4 separate regions of the Mus musculus genome follow, and regions 1, 3 and 4 are each linked to region 2. The links are chromatin loops, found by intact Hi-C in ENCODE. Cell type or tissue: left cerebral cortex. All regions are shown on one strand.

Evidence for each region. Peaks named below come from ENCODE experiments on the same cell type or tissue, not always from the same donor. Only the 100,000 strongest peaks of a DNase experiment are listed, where the experiment ranks them.
Region 1: it touches region 2 in a loop (7-fold over the local background); 2 of 42 quality-filtered maps call a loop at or near these places.
Region 3: it touches region 2 in a loop (10-fold over the local background); 3 of 42 quality-filtered maps call a loop at or near these places.
Region 4: a loop joins it to region 2, with 5 times the contacts of the local background. A loop is called at or near these places in 4 of 42 quality-filtered maps.

What each region holds. Positions count from the first base shown.
Region 1 is chr17:68,489,498-68,494,497 of GRCm38, reverse strand. The region is part of intron 12 of L3mbtl4 (L3MBTL4 histone methyl-lysine binding protein); the gene reads right to left. Among named protein-coding and RNA genes, the nearest start is that of L3mbtl4, 220 kb to the right of the region's middle. In left cerebral cortex, no CTCF peak of the experiment used is centred here; DNase peaks (open chromatin) are centred at 2,057 and 2,671.
Region 2 is chr17:68,756,651-68,761,650 of GRCm38, reverse strand. The region is part of intron 18 of L3mbtl4 (L3MBTL4 histone methyl-lysine binding protein); the gene reads right to left. Among named protein-coding and RNA genes, the nearest start is that of Tmem200c, 78 kb to the left of the region's middle. In left cerebral cortex, no CTCF peak of the experiment used is centred here; DNase peaks (open chromatin) are centred at 2,506 and 3,015; H3K27ac peaks cover 1,124 bases.
Region 3 is chr17:68,639,306-68,644,305 of GRCm38, reverse strand. It overlaps L3mbtl4 (L3MBTL4 histone methyl-lysine binding protein), which reads right to left. Exons shown (of 21, transcript NM_177278.5): 16 at 2,737-2,807. Among named protein-coding and RNA genes, the nearest start is that of Tmem200c, 200 kb to the left of the region's middle. In left cerebral cortex, a CTCF peak has its summit at 3,937; DNase peaks (open chromatin) are centred at 1,591 and 2,947.
Region 4 is chr17:68,834,281-68,839,280 of GRCm38, reverse strand. It overlaps Tmem200c (transmembrane protein 200C), which reads right to left and starts at 2,145. Exons shown (of 2, transcript NM_001206661.1): 1 at 1,748-2,145. In left cerebral cortex, CTCF peaks have their summits at 2,149 and 2,357; DNase peaks (open chromatin) are centred at 1,326, 1,527, 2,056, 2,370 and 2 more places; H3K4me3 peaks cover 2,658 bases; H3K27ac peaks cover 2,527 bases.

The sequences.
Region 1 (5,000 bases), 270 kb after region 2:
GATTTCATCATGAGCCCCAGATGTAAGACCTCATGCTGAAGAATTTGGTGTTTATGTTGGACTCCCCCATAGTCATTCCTTATTATGTTTGGAAATATCTTTTTATTCTAAGAACATTTATTCTATGCCATTTGTTATGGGTTGAACATATATAGCTTGGTTTTGACATTGTAGGAAGTCACAGTTAAAACCTGTGTTTTTTTTTTAGATGAAGTCTCACTAGGCAGCCATGGCTGGCCTAAAATTTTCTTTGTTGATCAGACCAGCCTATAACTCACAGACGTGCTCACCTACATCTGTTTACCATGTAAAGAGATGGGGGTTATAGGCATGTGCTTCCAAGCTCAGCCTAAGAGTCTAGACTTTTAAGATTATTAGAAATGTTGCTGGCAATAGGAATTGTGATATTGGACCAAATAGACTTTATATTACTGTAAGATGATCATAAGCCTATGCGAACAAAGGGTAGAAGGTAATGGCTTAAAGGTGATTCATTTGGGTGAGAGACAGACATGAGTAGAGCTATAGTGGCTAAGAGTTGACTATCAACTTGCTAGACTTTAGAACCACACAGGGGATGGGTCTTTGTGTATGCCTTTGCGGAATCACCTTTATTTCAGTCATTACACGGAAAGAATTCCTGGGTGGGATCCTGGATGTAGAGAACGGGCTCAGAGTAGCAGTAGCAGCAGGCATGCATCACTCTCTGTTCCTCGTTGCAAAGGCAATATGACCAGCTGCTTTAAACTCCTGCCACCGTGAATTCAAACTCCATGATTCAAGCTCCCATGAACTTTAAGCCAGAATAAGCCTTTTCTGCCTTAAGAGACGAAGACATATTACTTTTCAGAGATGTCCCCATCCTAATGCCCTGGATTCTGTGAAAATGTTACTTTGCACAGCAAGAAGAATCCTTAAGGGTGATTAAATAAAGGCTCAAAGGAAGAATTACCCTGTATGATCCGGGCAGTCCATAGAAATCACAATGCTGATTGTGGGTAGGGAGGAGTGTCTGAAGACATCAGTGAACTACAAGCCTTGCATATAAAGAAACAGGCTATAAGCCCATGAATAAGGTAGACACTAGAACTTGGAAAAAGAGTCTTTTCCTGAGCTTCCAAAAGGAGCTGACCCTACTCATGGTTGCTTCGACCACAAAAGATTTCTGGCCTAATGCAATATAATATTATAAATCTGAGCTCTTTTAAGGCACTAAAGTTGTATAAATTTGTTACAGTAACAACAGGAACATAGTATAACTACACCTTGGAAATACATCATGTACTATCGTTGTCAAAGAATAAACTCGGCCTGTGTCTATCACTCTTTCTTATATTACAAGAAATGGTATCTGTTTTTGAATGGGCCAGGGAAGTTGGCAATTGTGCCTAGCCAATTTTGGAGTGATTTTGTTCAATTATTTATTTTTGAGAGAATGGCCCTCCAGTGTAAGAATAGAGTGCTATAGAGCAGGATGTAAGAAGAAGAGATGATGTTCAGCATAATGAGTTAAGTGTCAGTATTAGCAAGGGCATTGGAAAGGTCAGAACGGCACTGGATGGAAATCACACTTCTAGAAGCCCAACAGAATAATGGGGACTATGCAAATCTCTAACGCTAAGTTCAGAAAACCCTCTATGTGCTATGCAGGATTGCAGTTATCATAAAGTGGGCTGCCTTGTGGGTAAGGAATGAAAAGCTTTGCTGCCGGCAGATCAAGGGTCTTACTTTTGGGTAAACACAATTTTGAATGAAATATCAATATGGAGTATAGACAGCCTGACTTACTACTTTAGTAATAGTTAGAATAAAATGAGGTCCTTATTCAAGCAACCACTAGCCCCAAACACAAACAGCATCAAGCATTTCTATGCAGATGCACTGCACGTCCACTTTGCAGGGGCATAATCTGTAGCTGTCCTGAGATGCTCTTGGAACCACATGAGCCTAGGAGGAGAGCTGCAACACCATTGTTTTACTTAAGAAGTTTCTACACAGACAGTGCACTGCACAGAAGCTGTGAACTGTTCTATTTCTAGTCTAGCTAGCCTTATGACTCAGATGAGGCCTCCAGCCAAATAGTCATGCCAGACACTTGCTTGGTCTCCCAGGATAGCTGGTAACCCAGAGCGAGTTGGGTGCATGAGGGAGCTCCTGGGGAGGCTTGACAGTTCCTCTCCACTGCAGTCATGCATTTGGCTGTCTGGCCTTTGTTTCTGTTCTAAGTAGGATAACCTGAATAAAAGTTGGGAACGTAACTCTCTCCCTACGTTTACAGGGAAGAATACAGTTCTGGTTGATAGGTGAGCCCACAGTGTGAACCACTGCTCATCATTTTGGGAGCCAGGCTGTATTTACACTGAAAAGCCAATTGTGGATAAGAACAGTTTTGTATCAGAAAAATACATTTCTTTTTACAATTGTGTTATTAATGACATAGCAGACATCATGTCTTACAACTCATTTTTACTGAAAAACATTTAAAACTATATTGAAAGCAAAAAAATAGGTGTGATTTGGTTCAATAATCAAACAGAAAAAAAAATGGTGCAGGGATGTAAAGCTACCTTCACTGCAGATGACAGTCCCTTCATCTTATCTTCCCGTCAACACGATTGTCTATCAAGACAGGCGTGGGTGGATTATAACCCACAGGCCAAACAGGAGGCTGCTGCCATCTGTTTTTGTCATGCCACAAGCTAAAAGTAGCTCAAGCAAAACGTATAAGAATATGTTATTACACGGGAGTATTTTGTAGAACCCAGTTGAAGGATTATCCATCCCTTTGGATATTGTCTATGAGCACTGAACACATGGTTTAGCCCAGGGTCACAAGTAAGAAATAGCCACTTGCTGGTACTTCACAGCAAAGGCGTTGCCCCTAGGTTAAAAACTGGGGCTACAGAACCAGGGCACCAGTGTCCTGTACCATATGCAATTGTTATTTAAACTCCCTATACCTGCTCCCTCAGCTTCACGCACATTACAGGTGACTGCAGGGGCTGTACATGATGTGAAGGGCAGCCCTGGACTCCTGCAGAGGTAAGCATCATATTTTAATAACTGCTGTTTATGATGCTTGCAATTCCACTAATGTGTCCGTCTTCTCCAGGTATGACACTCTACCTACTTCAGCTTTTCTGGACATTATGGCTGATGGTCATTTATAGTTTCACCAGCTTTAAAAATGATCTTCTCATTAATTGGTCTGGATACTTTTTAAAAGTGTCACAGTCTTCTTCCCAAATGAAGGTAGTCATCAATTACTGTGACACAATAATGCCCATTAATTACTAGTTTACAACTCAAAGAACAGTCATTTTTAAAAATCAATATCTTCTTCTATCCTCATTTCTCAAAACCATTTCCAGAAATGTATCCCAGCAAGAAACTTTGGCAAGTGGGATGATGATCTAGCCTAGATATGAATCCCTACTTGACAGTTAAACCAGGACTCCAGAGGCCACATACAAGGCAACTGTCAATCAAGAGAACACTTGCTCACTTATATTCTGACTTCTTTATGTTAATTCACCTAAAGATTCATGGACGCAAAAGATTTTCGACTTATTAGTCTAATCTAAGTTCCAAAATAATTTCTAATCATGAAAGTGGACAACTTGCCATAAGTTTCCTTGATCAGGGTGTCTTTATTTCACTTAGAAAGACTGCAAATACATCCAGTTAATGTATTAAATATGAAAAGGCTTGCTGAGGAGACTCAATTTATTAATGATTCAGGAGAACTTCCTAAAACATCTATTTGGAATTCATTTATAATTTATTTCACAGCTTAGCTTCAGTTCCCACAGGGCAAATATTTATCAAATAGTACTCTGTTTTAAATCCCCCCTTTGTATTTTCTCATAGATGAATATTCTTTGCACCCGAATATAGTCTAAACTTCCTTAAAGTACCCATCCATCTACTGTAGTTTAATGTGCATTTCCTGATAAGATGACAGTAATGGGTTTTTGGATACAGCAGAGTGCAGCGTGCAGCCAAACAAAAGAATAATTACTAAACATAATGGCTGGCTCCAAATTGAACAAGAAGCAGTGAATCTATCATAAATATTTATTAGAGAGTAACCATGGTAATTAATAAGTCCAGACATCAACATAAGGGAATAAAATGTCACCTTAATATCCAATCATGGCAAGTAAAACCTCACCACTGACCTCCTGGAGAGACCAAGTTGACCAAGCAGAGTGTCTTCGAATGAAAACCAGACAGTCAGCCGAAGAGTAGAGTGAACTGAAAGAATGTGACCTTGAATCTGGCTGCATACCATGCATCCCTGAAGCAGTGACAGGGTCCCAAAAGCTTATCCCTGTTGCCAGCTAAAGTCAAAGTGTATATATAAAAAAATAAATTAAAACACACACACACACACACACACACACATACAACTTGGCTCTGACTTTAACTCTCTGAAACTATGTTGATGTTCCTTAAGGTCTTTCCTCATTAACCATAGAGCAGAGACAAAAACTTATTTAAAAAGTTGTGAAGACTATTGTATATGCCAGCAAGATTTTGCTGAAAGAACCCTGATACAGCTGTCTCTTGTGAGGCTATACCAGTGCCTGGCAAACACAGAAGTGGATGCTCACAGTCAGCTATTGGATGGAACACAGGGCCCCCAATGGAGGAGCTAGAGAAAGTACCCAAGGAACTGAAGGGGTCTGCAACCCTATAGGTGGAACAACAATATGAACTAACCAGTACCCCCAGAGCTCATATCTCTAGCTGCATATGTAGCAGAAGATGGCCTAGTCGGCCATCACTGGGAAGAGAGGCCCTTTGGTCTAGCAAACTTTATATGCCTTAGTACAGGGGAAACACCAGGGCCAGAAGTGAGAGAGGGTGGGTAATGGGAGCGGGAAGGAGGGTATAGGAGACTTTCGGGATAGCATTTGAAATGTAAATGAAGTAAATGCCTAATAAAAATTGGAAAAAAAAAAAGTTGTGGAGATACAGCTGTGGTAGTACACTGG
Region 2 (5,000 bases):
TCTTAATCCCCCTAAAAAGAGGTTTTAACTCTTGGTTTCCCAGGCAGATCTGTGGCAACTACATTACTTCAACTACACACTGACCCTTAATGCCAATGGCTTCAAGGCCTTCCTTTTTTTTACAGTGGGGAAATGCCTTCAACCTATGGGGTGGATAGTCATTACCCAGAGTCCAGCATTTCTACTGGGATAGAGCTGTGTTTGTTGATGTATAACCTCAAGTTCTGAAGGATGTTTGCCGGATCTGTTACAGGTCAAACACAAATATCATTTTTCCTTGCTACTATCAAGTTTGCATCATAATAGGAGAACTTTTAAAATAGTTTATCTTATTACTAATTCCTATGTATCCTGGGTTTTTAATCCCTAAATGGGGTGATAATAGAATTATGCCCCTTTGAGCTACTGTGATGAGAACAGCTATAGGTGTACAACGAATACTAGGTTCATGTCAGGCTTCATGTTATTGCAATAAGGCATGATGTAGTTGTGATAGTAAATATGGAGACACATAATGTCCCAAAGCCATTTGGCTGCTTTAATCCCCTCAAGGCTGAAACCCTTTCACATTCAGAACTGTGAAAGATGTTTGGAGTTTTTCACACCTATTTGATCTTGGGAACGACAGTGTGGTCGTCCTCAACGTGGAAAGAAACATGGTAGCAGCTGCCGTCAAGGTAGAACGGGACATTTTTTTTCCCCAGGCAAACTAGAATGGATGGATGGCAACCGTCCTGACACTACTAAAATGCACTTGGACTATGGTTTTGGGGATCATGGGACCCTTGACAGACTCTCAAAGCCAGCTTAATGTGCATTATCTTAAATTTTGTGCATAAAGTTAAACTTTTTTGGGGGGGGAGTGGAGAAGTCCACTTAAAACTTGTTTTCAAGATGTGAACATACTGATTTTTACTTTTTCCTGAGCCAAGGCTGCTTCCCTCACAACAGGGACTCCATAGCCATCTCTTAGCATTTGAAAGATCATAAGGCATTGTTGAGAATACAAACAGTCAGGTTGCTTATACCTGCACGTCTGTCGCCAATGGGCCAGATATTCTACCATGACCACACAAGAATCTCATGGAGCTAAAAAGTTCCGATTGCCTACTGTTTTTATTGTGTTTTTTTGTATGATCCATTAGTGAATTCTCCTGAGTTTCCATGTGTCTACAATAATCTAAAGAGTTTATACGTATAGCTCAGAGTATATCAGGTTCTACAACACAGCTTAGATGTCTAGTAAGGCTAGCTCATCTAGAAAAGGTCCGTACACTCTGGGATGAGTGCCCAATGATGAGGTTACTAACTCATGCAATGTTCAGAATTGATCTGTCATTAATCAGCACATGTATAGCCCTGTCCTCCTCAATGCAAAAGCAGCCAACCGTTCTATCTAGTGTGACTTTGGGCATTACCATGAAGACAGCTGAAAGGCTCATTTGTCTGCTTCATCCAAGGGGTAGGGCACCCTGGATGTTTCCAGCAATCATGGCTGAGACCTGGGCTGCATTCCAGTGACACAGTCTCATACAGTAGCTGCTCCTACCAGCTCCCCAGGAAACCAGGGGATTTCAGCCTGTGAAAGAAGCCTTCTGCAAGAGGTCTCAACATTCTAATTAACCAGAATGCCCTCTGTCCCAGAAACTGAAATGCATGATCCTGGCTTAGCCTTGAACGCCAGCAGGGAAGGGACAACAATCAAAACTATCTCTGCTTTTATGAAGCCTTCCCTTTAAGGAAGCAGTGAGCCCAATCCCCATTGTCATCCCAGTCAGTGGCTGTTTCTGGAAAAATTTGGAAAAACTCTTTGCATCTTCCCTTTCCTTTTCAAGTTGGTATTCAGTTTTAAAAATATTTATAATGATGTGTTTGATGATTTTGTAAAGTCACTCAAAGATCTGGAACACTCTCAAGGTTCCCAGGCTAACCCATTCAACTCCATATCTCACCTCAGGAGCCAAACGGGCCCTGGACCAGAGAGCCAAAGACTTGGCTGTATTCTCGGCGCTACGGAACCATGCAGAGAGGCACTTTCTACAGAAGGATGTGGAGACATTAGGTATCCTACAGAGATAACAACTATTGCTCTGGGAGAGACAGAATCTCAGAAAACTGTAATCCAGGGGTCTTTTATTCCTAGGAATCCAAGGGATGGCTGTACTGGCCAGTTGTGGGTGGCATGTGACATGGGGACCCTCTTGTGGGAGGCTCCACAGGCTTGTGACACAGAGCATAGTATGTTTTAGTCCCAACTTTGAAGACTGCTTATCTTAAAAAGAAAGAAAGAAAGAAAGAAAATATAGAGTCCAAGGATTTTAATTCATCTGAAAATAGCTTGAAAGTAGGTCCCCACTTTCTCCTCAGCCCCTCTCGATTACCCTTCCCACTTCTGCTCTACTCCCACAGGAGGAAGAGAAGTTCTTTATGGAAATGTTCATTTAAAAATATGGCTGTTGCTTCACAAAAGCTTCACACAGCAAATCTGAAGCAAGTGAGTCATAAGTGGTGAAGGCATGGCTGGGTCTCGGGCTATTTTTAATTCCCTGAAACAGAGACCCACTTCACAAGTAACCATCTCGTCAGTGAAAGAGGGACCAATCCTAGGATGTTCTGTGCTCCACAAAGAGGAAATTAAAAGAAAAAAGAAAAAAAAAACCCCAAAACCCTAAAGTTGCAATTGGCTCTAAAATACAATTACATGCATTTCCCATCCAGCATATAATCTGTGAGAGTCCCTGGCTCCCGTCTCTGTGACAATAACTAAGAGTTGCTGTTTATGGTGCCCTGCTCCCTTGGGAACTGCTGCTGGCGGGGAGAGGTGGCAGGCTGGGCTGCCTTCTCCCTCTGAAGGTGGCCTGTGGTTCACATTTGCTAGTCCACCTTCTCTTCCATTTCTCTGCTTGCTTTGTTGCTTGGCACCAAAGTGGAAAAGAGAGCAAGAGAGACACAAACATGATCCTCAAGACAATGGCGGTGCCTGTGTGGGAGAGCGTGCTTGGTAAGCATGGTCATTAGTGGGGTGAGTACTCAGCCTAGGCTGTTTCCTGCTTGCCCATTGAAGTGACTCAGACATTCCTCAGGCTGTTCCTGTGTAGAATGCAAACGATGCAAACGCTGTGTCCCCCTAGGCTAGGCGGTGCCTCAAAGTTGTAGCTGTCAATCTCCCCCTCACCACAGGTTACTTCATTGTAGTTGTTTCATATAAATGTGACTGGTGAAGGACAGAAAGTCCATGCGGTTTTATAGGTTTTTCCACGGGGCTACCAAGAGAATCAAAAGCTGGGTCCTGCCTGACACAGTAGTCACGTGGCTTTAGAACATTTACAGTGTGGAGTGCAATGAGATGTGCTATAGTATGTCCGGGATTTTGATGGTATGGTATAAAAAGAACATGAATATTATACAGTGGAGTATTACTTGGCTTTGAAAGACAAGGACAGCATGACTTTTGCAGGCAAATGGATGGAACTAGAAAATGTCATCATGAGTGAAGTAACCCAGACCCGAAAGGACATGTGTGGTATGTACTCACTTCTGAGTGGATATTAGCCATAAAGTACAGGATGACCATGCTACAATCCACAGACCCAAAGAAACCAAATAATAAGGAGGGCCCAAGAGATGCTTGAATCTCACTCAGAAGTGGGAATAAAATAGATATTGGAAGTAAATGGAAAGAGGGGTCTGGGAGGGAGAGACGAGAGGGAAGGGAGTAGGGGATCAGGTATAGGGAACACAGGGCAGAGAGAACAGAAATCATAAGTGGGGGTGGCTGGCATCTCTAGGACTTGCCAGAGACCTGGGGTGGGGGAACACCCCACAATGTCTATGGGGGCAACGCTAACTGAGACTCCTAGCAGTAGGGGACATGAATACTAAAGTGGCCACTTTCTGTAGCCAGGCAGGACTCCCAGTGGAGGGATAAGAACAGCAACCCACTCAAAATGTAATGTGTCTTATCTACTAGATGTGCCAGTATAAAGATTGAGTAGAGACTGAGGGAATGATCAACCAATGACTGGCCCAAATTGAGACCTATCCTATGGGTAAGAACCAATCTCTGACACTCTTAATGATATTCTGTTAGGCTTGCAGATAGGAGTCTAGCATAACTGTAATCTAAGAGGCTCCACCCACTAACTAATAGAAACAGATGCAGAGACCCACAGCCAAACATTAGAGGGAGCTTGAGGAGTCTTGTGGAGGAGCTGAAGGAAAGACTGAGGGACCCGAAGAAGACAGAGACTCTACAGTCAGTTAACCTGGACCGTCTGGGGCTCCCAGAGACTGAACCACCAACAAAAGATCAAGCATGGAGTGGACCTACCCCCCTCCCCATGTACATATATAGCAGGTGTACAAGTTGCTCTTCATGCAGGTCACCAAACAACTGGAGTGGGGACTGTCTTAGGGTTTCTGTTGCTGTAAAGAGACTCCATGACTAAGGCAACTCTTATAAGGACAACATTTAATTGGAGCTGGCTTACAGGTTCAGAGGTTCAGTCCATGATCATCAAGGAGGGAACATGGCAGCCTCCAGGCAGGCATGGTGAAGGAGGAGCTGAGAGTTCTACATCTTCACCCTAAGGAAGCCAGGAACAGACTGTCTCCTATGTGGCTAGGAGGAGAGTCTCAAAAGCCCAGCCCACAGGGTCATACTTTCTCTAACAAGGTCATACCTCCTAATAGTGCAATCCTCTGGGCCAAGCATATTCCAACCATCACAGAGGCTGACCCTCAGTCTGTTGCCTGCCTATGCACCCCACTCCCCTGAGGACCCTTGTCTAGCTTCAGTGAGAGAAGATGCGCCTAGTCCTGAAGTGATTTGATGTGCATGGCAGAGGGTGTGTGACACCCAGGGGGTTTCCCCCTTCTCCAAAGAGAAGTGGAGGGGAGAATGGGAGGATCTGTTTAAGGGGGGACTGGTAGGAGGGGGCAGATATTAGGATACAAAGTGAAGAAATAAGATGTAATTAGCAAAACAGAAAATGAATATG
Region 3 (5,000 bases), 120 kb after region 2:
CAAGGTGGAGGCTCCGGCAGGTCTGAGGTACTGAGGACCCATGCTGTAGCTCTCCCTCTCTGAGATATAAAGACGTGCATGCCCAAGCAAGTTGACATGAGTGTCACACACTGTAAGAGCTCTGTCCTGTATGGATCATTCACATGGCAAACATACAAGCTTGAAAAGTACCAGACACCCAACTCCATCCTGGAGAAAGGACACATTTGTGACCATCACCTTCATGCTCCTGTGTGGTCCTGCTTAAGGTGGCACAAAGAAGCATTGCCTCCTGTCATGCTTCTGGTGTAGCACTTGGTACAGACTGGTAAGACAGACTCTCCCTTACCACCCATCAATTTTACATGCATATATCCTTGTAAAATGACCTTGAATCCTTCAACAAATATGTGTTATTAGAAAGCAATTTATATTCTGTCACCGATTTCATTTTTATATAATATTATCTGAAAGATGCTCCAAATTATACAAATCTTTAAAAATTAGAGTGAACAACAAAACAGGAGCTTTGGAAAGAGCCCTAATTAGGTGACAATCATATTTATTGCAAATAAAATGCTTGGGGAAGGTGGTCACTAGTGAAATTTTAAGACACATCTGTGATATGAAAAGCATTAGCTTTTTTTTAAATAAATGCTGTACACAATTTATAAAAAAATACAGATCTTATAACTTACCTTCACAGATTAAATAAGGACATAGTTCATTTTCCTCAAACACAAACCAACCCCCTCCAAACCCACTAATGAATATGTCACCGATTAAAATCTACTCATCAATATAAAATAACAGATGAGGAATTGAGAATGAAGTTCATACTATACAGGCTTATCAAGAAGAGGGTATTAAGTAGTTTCTTAATTGCATAATAGCAACACTTAGTTCTACTGTTTGTTCTCAGAGAGGTTAGAAACACAGCAAATGAAATTAAGTGTAATGAGGAATACAGGCGATGCCATCAGAAAGACACAACAGGCTACCACACAGGTACCGTGTATGGCCAGTTCATTTTCCTGCAGTAGAATAAGTCCCAGGATGCATTTTCCCAAAGCTCCTAGACAACTGTGTGCTTTGCACAAAACAAAGGTTCCTCACACATCCTATGACACTGATGCCTGAATGCACTGTAGGCCTCACCTGAGAGGAAATGAACAGGGTTGAGCTAGAGAGTTCAATGGGTGCAGGAAAGAAAAAAAAAATGGTATAAACCTCTTACAAATGATGCAGAGAAGAGGAGGAGCAGGAGGAAGAACGGGATGAGGAAGAGGAAGAGAAGGAGGGGGAAGAGGAGGAGGAGGAAGAGGAGGGAGAGGAAGAGGAGGAGGAGGAATGCACACCGAGCAAGCTGCAAGAGACTCATCTTTTCCATTTTATGCAAATGCTTCTTGCTAGCGATGTTTTCTATTTTGGTCAGGATGATCCTCATTACTACTTTTACTATGTGAAGCACAAAACTGTGTATCTGTTTTAACAGGAACATGGACATAATTACTCTCTGCAGAAAATTTCAAAAGTGTCAAAATATGAATTAAAACACCAACACTTTTTTTTTTAAGGTTTCTTATGTCGTTCCAAAACATGCTGCTTACAGAATGAAGGCTTGGTGCAGTGGAGGAGAACATTTGGAGCAGTTTCTAAAATATCCATTACTTATTTAGAGCAAAGCTGAGCTCTGGTTGTATTGTACAGAGATTCTTCTGAGAAACGTGTAGCTGCACCATGAAAGCCAAGTACCTTAATTGCCCCCTATTTCCTCAGGAAAAGACCCTGTCTCTTTGTGACTTGGATGGAAACTTAGAGCTCTTTCAAACCCAGGCCGAGCCTTGCCCCATCCAAAGAGAGTAGTTTTGCTCTTGGCCACCACAACCCTGTGCTCAGTGATTGTCTGGCCCTTTTTTAATCCTAAGAGAACTCAATCGTGACACTGTGGTGGGACTGCTACAGGACTCTCGAGTTGTGTTAATTTCCTTCCCAATTCAGCAGAAAATTCGTCAACAGATCTCCTACCATGTTTGGTGATCTAAGAATTTAAGGGCCACAGTGGCTGAAGACATAGCATTCTGATTGTAAACGATCAACGTGTTCATCTGGCCAGATTTAAATATCAGTATGAGGACAGGGCAAACTGAAGGAAGACCTTAGCTGGTCACCACAGAGCCAGGCCTCCCATTGTGTCTGCATTGGAAAGTCAGAGGAAGGAAACACCTGGGTGAAAACAGGATGTCTCTCTTCCTTTTCTCGATCCCAACAAACACCTCATCTCAGCAATTAAGCTTTCTACCCAGTAACTTTCTGCCTGACCTACCAATAATGCCCACTTATCGGCTGTCCCATTGGTTAACCACAGTGACTTTCCTGGCTGTATTATGTGGCCACTGTAGATGTAGAGAGCCCACAGTAAACGCTGATCTCCACAAGACTGGATCTTCCCTGACATGAACAGGACTGCAGAGATGATAGGGACCTTTTCACCTTTAAAAATAAGAAAACTAAGAAAGGGGCTTTGAAGTAACAGAACCTGTTACTTGGGGGTAGATAGCAGGCCCTGAGTCTAAGAGTCTCTTGACTTTGAGTCAGGTTCTTGGCTACATTCCCTACCACTATGATGAATCCCAACAGACACATAGGACATTGTCCACAACAAAAAGCAAAAGCTGGCTCTGTGACTTTGCTACTGTTGCTTTTTGTGTCTTTTGGGGGGGGTTTGTTTTGTTTTGTTTTTGTTTTTGTTTTTACCTCTGAAGAGATTATCCAAGTCAATATCTTCTTTTCCTTTGATTTTCAAACACTTTGCCTGCTGTACAAGTCTGGCAAAGAACAGAAATAAAATCTGGATTCATTATCCTGTGAGGTAAGAATAAATCATGACAGCAGCACAAATTTAAATAGAAACCTCGGGGTAAATGACAGCGAATTATCAGGTGTTTCTCTGCACAGTCTCATTAGAACATTTCCTCGGCTTAACATTTAAAGGAAGCAGGAACCTTTGTTCAGAAACTCTGACTTTGAATAGTGAAACTTAAAAGTCTTTCCATCCACTCCTCCTGGAGGATGATCTCTTCGGGCTTTGAGGAGTAAGCACCTGAGACAGTGGGGAACAGTGTGGGACATAGGTAAATAATAAGCATTATTTCAAAGTCTGGCTCCTATTATTTCAATCAGAAGATCACAGCACTGTGGCTGTGCTCAGATAAGTGTATAAGTGACTAAGTTGCATTGCTGAATGTCAGAGAATTCATTAACTTTTGGGATGTTGCAGCACCCAGTGTGGACTAATTTTGTGCCTCTTTCATTGTCGGTTCTTCATTAAAAACCAAGGTTCCTGCTGCAAAGCAAATGCAGAAGTTTTGAAAATGAGACTTCCCCACGGTTGCTAATTACCGACTTAATTAATTTAGGCAGGGAACTTGAGATAATTAATTTATCTGCATATACTTATGATTCTTATAAACTTATAATCATTTGCTTTGCACACGTGTTTCTCTTACTGCACTTGATGGTTTTCATGTCAACCACACTGACAGGCCCGTGCCTCGGTCCTGACAGAGCAGAGAAGCAAACAACTTGGCTACCAAATCTGCCTAGAAGTCTGAAAGGCTTATAGGTTAAGTCGCATATTTTTTATCTATAGCTTCTGTGAACATGTTTGCCACAGCAGAAGTGCATTCCACTCATTCGTTAGGTATCTCTTGGTTTTCTTAATAGAAACAGCATCAACAAAACAAAAACCGGAAAGAGTTTGACTTTCGGCCCCATCTTTGGCCCTTCTGTTATGGTGTTCAGCCTACCGAGTGAGGAGCTGCCTCTGGTGCAGGCAGGGGGTCAAGGAGAGGAAAATCCATGCAGAGACACCTGTTTCATGCCTAGGACTCAGTTCCTTGGTCTGTGACACGGAGTGACTGTTTGAGCACTTGACACCTAGTGGTCAATCTGTGACATGAACGTACCACATGTCTACCTGGTTGGTCTGTGCACTCAGTAAACACCATTTTCAAAACATTGTACAGGCCACTATGTATTATGGACCAATACGCATACAACCTGTAGACTACTTTAACAGCTCAATGTATTTAGTTTTTCTTAGGTTCCCTGAGTATCTCTGTGTTGTCAGGACTTATTTACATTCTCCTAGAACAGGCATGTGACCTATAAAGAGAGGATTTGAGCTTAAGCAGCAAGTATCTGATGGCCAGTGTGAGATGCTGGATATCACAACCTCTGGGGCTCAGTGTTATAGCCTGGTCATTTTGTAAAGAAGATGAGGAAAAAGAACAATTTCAACTCTGCTTACCTGTTTTCAGACACGTTAGGGGATTGTACCCTTAATTTTATAATGTTTACAGCACTATGAATTAAATGAAACCCTCTTACAGCATCCCTCTGCAGTTTGTGTTGGTGAAATCTTAGATCTTTCATACAAAATTTTAAAATAGAAGGTTGCCTGTCTCATATAATGTCAATGGGGTTTTTGTAAATTATTTTAAGATAAATCAAATGATGTATTTGGTAGTATTTTAAAATATAAGCCACTGCAATTTATCAAGGGTATATTTACTTATGTCTCAATTTCAAATGCTTGTTCACTAGGGAGATAGCCAAGCCAAATCCTGTGAATGGTTCATCATTGAGAAATCTATAGGGGCATAATGGCTCCAAGGTCTAACTTCACTGAACCTTACTCCATTCTCACAACAACCCTACAAGGCAGGGATAATATCCATGGTTTATAAATGTGGAAACTGAGGCTCAGAAACACGGGACAACTTGCCCCATCTTAGGCAGCTAGGATGCAAAGTGAAATCTTTGGATACCTCATGTAGGCTTTCTTACCACAGATCACAGAGAGGGTGCCTTCTGCTCCTTCACAGACATGAGAGTCCTTGGGAGGACCCAAATCAGCATTATCAACTACTTTGGCTGTAACACTTGCACAATGCAGAGTTGGGTCTGCAGAGGTGTGGGGAGCCAGACTACAGGGGGACTCCCTGCAGAATTCTACT
Region 4 (5,000 bases), 78 kb before region 2:
AGGCATTTCCACAAAGAAAAGCTGTTTTCTCCATCCTTTCTCAGGAGGTCATTTTAGGGGTGGGGGTGAGGGGTGGGGTGAGAGAGAGGAGGCAGCAACCATGGCTTAGCTCTGGGGAGCTCTTTGGGTTGTTGACTATACAGTTTAAGCAGGAATAAGAACTGATGCCCATATGTGGTTATCTATCAAATGTTAAAAGTCCAGTCCTGCTGGGTCTTCAGAGTGCATTCTCTATGTTCCCTTCTATAACAGAGATGCTAAAAATTAAGGGCATTATGTTGCTCTTAAAGATGACCATCACAGGCCTTTGGACACACACACACACACACACACACACACACACTTTGCAAGGCAGTCCATGTAGTAGAATAGATTTGAAAATGTAAGTTATTTGGGTAGAATTTCGCTTTTAATTGGTGCTTAAGTGAGGAGCTATGACCCTTGATTCCTTCTGGTATATCAATCTGGTTATGATCTTTTCTCCACATGGGCAAGCAAATGGCAGTCAGGTTTTTTATTGTTTGCAAAGAACAATATCTCTTTGGAACTTGGTTGGAATTCAGTAAAGAAATCCTAAATGTTTTAGGGAGGTGTCAACAGTGAGACCACATCTGCAAACCTTTAAAATCTGGTTTTTAAAAGGTCCTCTACCAGTAAGTATAAACACCAAATATACCGGAGAAGTATATTTGGAGATACAGGAGAGTACGTACAAATACACAGGAGAGTAAGTATAAACACCAAATATACTCGCCCCACATGTTTATACTTATTGTATGTCGCAACATAAAATTTGCTGCTTTAGTTGAACTGTAGGCTCCAGGTCTTTAATAGTCTTGAAGTCTAGATTGGCTTCAAGAGACTTTAAGGTCTAGGCATTTTAGAAACAAAGCCAGCTTCAGCAGCCAGGGTGGCTCTCTGAAGAGAGATGCCCCCCGGGAGCTGGATGTCATGAAAGAGGCACCTTTCTGCATTCCTCTTCTGCAAGCCAGCTTTACATCCAGCAGAATATAAGAAAAGTTGGAATAGATTTTAACAAGGTTTACAGAAGATGTTTAAAATTAGTTTAATAGCTTCTAATTATTCCCTAGTTTATTATTCTTCCAGCTCTCTTGAAAGACGAACTCCTTTTCAGCATATCACGATCTGACACAGAATACTGACAGAGGTCAGGTGACACAGAAAAGCCCCCCCCCCCCAAGCTTTCCTTAGACCAAAGGAAGGAAAACAAACTTAGCAGTGGATCTGTCTGCCTTTGCAACTGGCTGCCTGGCGCGAGTCCTGCCTTGGTTAAGGAATGGAGGATGGGGAAATCAAATGAGGGATGTCTAAAAATACAACTGCTTCCAAGAGAGAGAATCAAGTTCTCTGCTCATGATGGATAGAACCCAGCATCAAAGACTTAGGGCCCCAGATTGTGAGCGATGCTGTGCCCTGCACCCAACCCAGGTCCTCGACCCCCGGCCCCTGGCCCTCAGGGCCGCGAGTCTCTTGCCCTTGCTTTGGTCTAGTCACATGAGTGCAGCAGCTACGAGTCCGCCTCAAGTGAAGTGAAGGCAATCCCCAACTCGCCTTTTCTGGGCAGCGCAGTCCTGGTAGCACGCCCAGGAGAACACCTGACTCAGAACACCGGCCAAGGGGCCTGGGCTCGGGGACAGGAGGGCTAGTGAAGGGCGCTCGGAGGCCGGGGATTGACAGAAATGCTCAAAATGGAGGCACTCTAAGCAAACAATAATCGCTCACTTACCCAGGGAGACCGGGGCAGCTCGGGAGACACAAAGAACCATGGAGAAACTTTTCAGCCCGAGCCGACGGCGGAGCGCAGGGACAGCGCCCCGGAGCCCCGGGAGCGAGAGCGGCTGGACAGCCCGGTGGGGACGAACCTGCGCCAGGGGCTCGCAGTCCCCTCAGGCGCGGTGGCGGAAGCCATTTCCAAGAGTTTCCAAGAAGTGTCAGGTCCTCCGCATCCCGCGCGCCGCCTGGAGCCCTTCTTCCCTCGGGCGCGCCTTCCCTGTTGCCACGGTCCCCTCCCGCTGCGCACACTGCCGACCCTGCGGCCGCGCGCTCTCCAGCCCTGCGCCTCTTTTGTGTGGCTGCGGCGCGCCGGGCTCCGCCGGGTGGAGTTGAGCCCGCGGCGGCTGCTCCGGGCGGCCGGACTGGCGGCTGTTGCTAAGAGACCGGAGCCATGACACAGGGAAATTGCGGCAGGATGGCAGTAGGTACCCGGCCCGGCTTGGCTCTCAGGGGGGCACCCGCCCCCCGCCCCGCCCCCTCTACCCCCAGCCCCTCCCCCGCCTCCTCTCCAGCCTGCCGTCCGTCCCTTCGACAGCGACTTGTCCCCCTTCCCAAGAGGGGCACCAGGGGAGGCGACACCTGCACCGCGTGCTTGAACCAGGTCGGGGCGCGATCGTGTAAGGCAAGGTTCTGAACGCAGCTGAAACGCCTTCAGCCTCAGCTGACAGCTTGGTTCTCTTTCCCCAACTACCTGTCTGAGCACCTAACCCAAGAGGATCCAGAGAAACGCCAGCCCCTCCCAGGGAGTTCCCCATCAGGATCTGAGTGATGCTGTCCCTGAAGACAGGGATTATTCTTCAGGTCTCTGGTCCCTCAGGCTCCCATCCTCTCTGCTCTCCCTTTTTCTTATTACAGTGCACACAGCCTCGCCCCCTACCCCACCTACACTTGAGAGTTTGCAGCGTGGATGCCCCAAGAACACAGTAAGTGCCCCCCCCCCCCCAACGAACCAAGCCAGGACGGGCCGGAGCGGAGCGGAGCGGGCTCACAAACTAGGTGCTCTCACCACCGGACTCACATAAACCTCTGTCAAATGCTATCACACTTGAGCAGAACTGGGCTGTGTAACTGGCCTTAAGGGACCTCAAGGGCTCCCTGGAATATGGGCCTTTGAGTCTCTTCTGAGGTTAGAATGGGCTGAAAGATGCTTAGGCAGGCCCTACAGTTCCCTCCCTCTACCCTCTGGGGTAACCCAAGCCTTCAAAAAGAAACACGTTCTTAGGGAATGGCAATCAGGGTTAGCTTCAAAGAGGAGAAATGGGGGTAGGGAGGTTACTCAAACTCTCTATGTCATTTGAAAAGCAGAGAAGAACACACACACACACACACACACACACACACACACACACACACACGAGGGAGAGAGAAATCCTATTTTTTATCTTCATATTTTCATTCTCTCTCAAGCACATAGTAGAAATGACAGGGAAAAGAATTTTCAAATGGAATTTCCCCACTGAGTGTTAAGAAAGTTAGACAGGTTTCAATTAGTTATTAAAATGACGTGGCTAGGATTCAGGCAGAGAGGAAGAGAAAGGCAGATAAAATCAAGGCTCCCGAAAATTAGGCATCCAGGCAAGGGTCTTGTAATGGCGACTGTGGTGGGTGCTGCTTACTGTTCAAGAATTTAGCAGGATGACTCTGGTACCCACAGATCTAGCCACAAGGTTTTTCTAAAGGCACACAGTATCTTGAGCATATATCAAACAAGAGAACATTAGAGAAGCCAAGCATACATGATAATTAATGAGGTGGGGATAGAGGTGGTTGGGCGATGGAAGGGGACAGAGAGTATGTGAATCCTAAAGGTGGCCATCACCTGCATGTTTGAAAGGTGGCCTCTGATTGAAGTTTCAACCTGAACTCCTTCCCCTTATCTTAGCTCAGCTGTCAAATGTTAGAAAACAAAAGGCTGCAGAGGAAACCCTTCCCGCCCCACAATGGAACGTCTCCTTTTACGGAAATCATTGCAAAGGAAAAGTAACCCAACTCCTTCAGTGGTTTGTTAAAACCCTTTTGGCTCAGAATCCCTGCATTTCTTAAATCCCTGATAACTATCTGGTGTTTTGTACAAAGGCTGGACCCGAAGCCTCATTTCATTACAGAGCTGTCTGCCAAGGGACCAAATGGCAAATCCTACTCTCTGTCCTACAGGGCTACATACACACAGGAATTCTACTAAAGAATTACATTAAGATTTGGGGTGGATTAAACCATTAATAGTTTCACTTTGTGCACAAATTATAGCCACCAGGTGCACATTAGAAACTCTTTCTATGGGTTAGGAGAAGAGAAGCCGCTATCTAGAGAAACTGGACATGCACGGGGACTGTGGGATATAGCTAGCTGCTTCTTACATTGACGACTGTAATAATATTTATGGTTTATTATTCAAAGACTTCCTTCCAAACTGAGCTCCTTGGGTACTTTGAACTGCTCTCTGTAACAGTTATTTTCTTTGTTTCTAGCTCAGGATATCAGAGGAAATCAAACACCTATCTGTTTTCAGTGGAGGTTTATCATTATTATTATTATTATTATTATTATTACTACCTCTGCAATACACTATCATACAAGATTCTCAGAACCTTCCCAGCTATGCCAAGATATTCTGTGAAGCAGTTACAAAGTTCTTGGTACCCACAGATCTAGCCACACCCCATGCCTATTTTACTAACTTTCAGCTAACTCTTTTGAAAGGATTTTATCTCTAGGAATGCAATCGCTCAGCAAACTTTCTCTTACAATCCCCCGTCCCACCTTCACACTATTCCCTGAGCCTTAGGTACAGTGTTTGTGCTGTAGATGTTTCAGTTAGGACCAGGACCATATGTTCTCTGCAACCCTAGACAAATAGCAGTCAACTAAGAAATGTTAACTGAGAAGAGATAGTCACTTTCCCAGTGAAGAGTGATCAGCCTCAAAACATACACATGCAAGTAACATAGAGTCTGAGAAGGTCGAATTTATGTAGTTAGGGGAAGAAGAAGAATATATATCAACAATGAAAAAAAAAAGAGAGACCATGAATTTATTTGAGAGAGAGAGAGAGAGAGAGAGAGAGAGAGGTGGGCTGGAGGGAGGAAATGGAAGAGGGGAAATGTAATTATGTTTTAACTTCAAAAGAGGCCTTATATAATACAATCAGCCACTCATTGTACGATCATTTGATATGCATGGGCCTGGCTGGACTGCCTGTGTTTCTG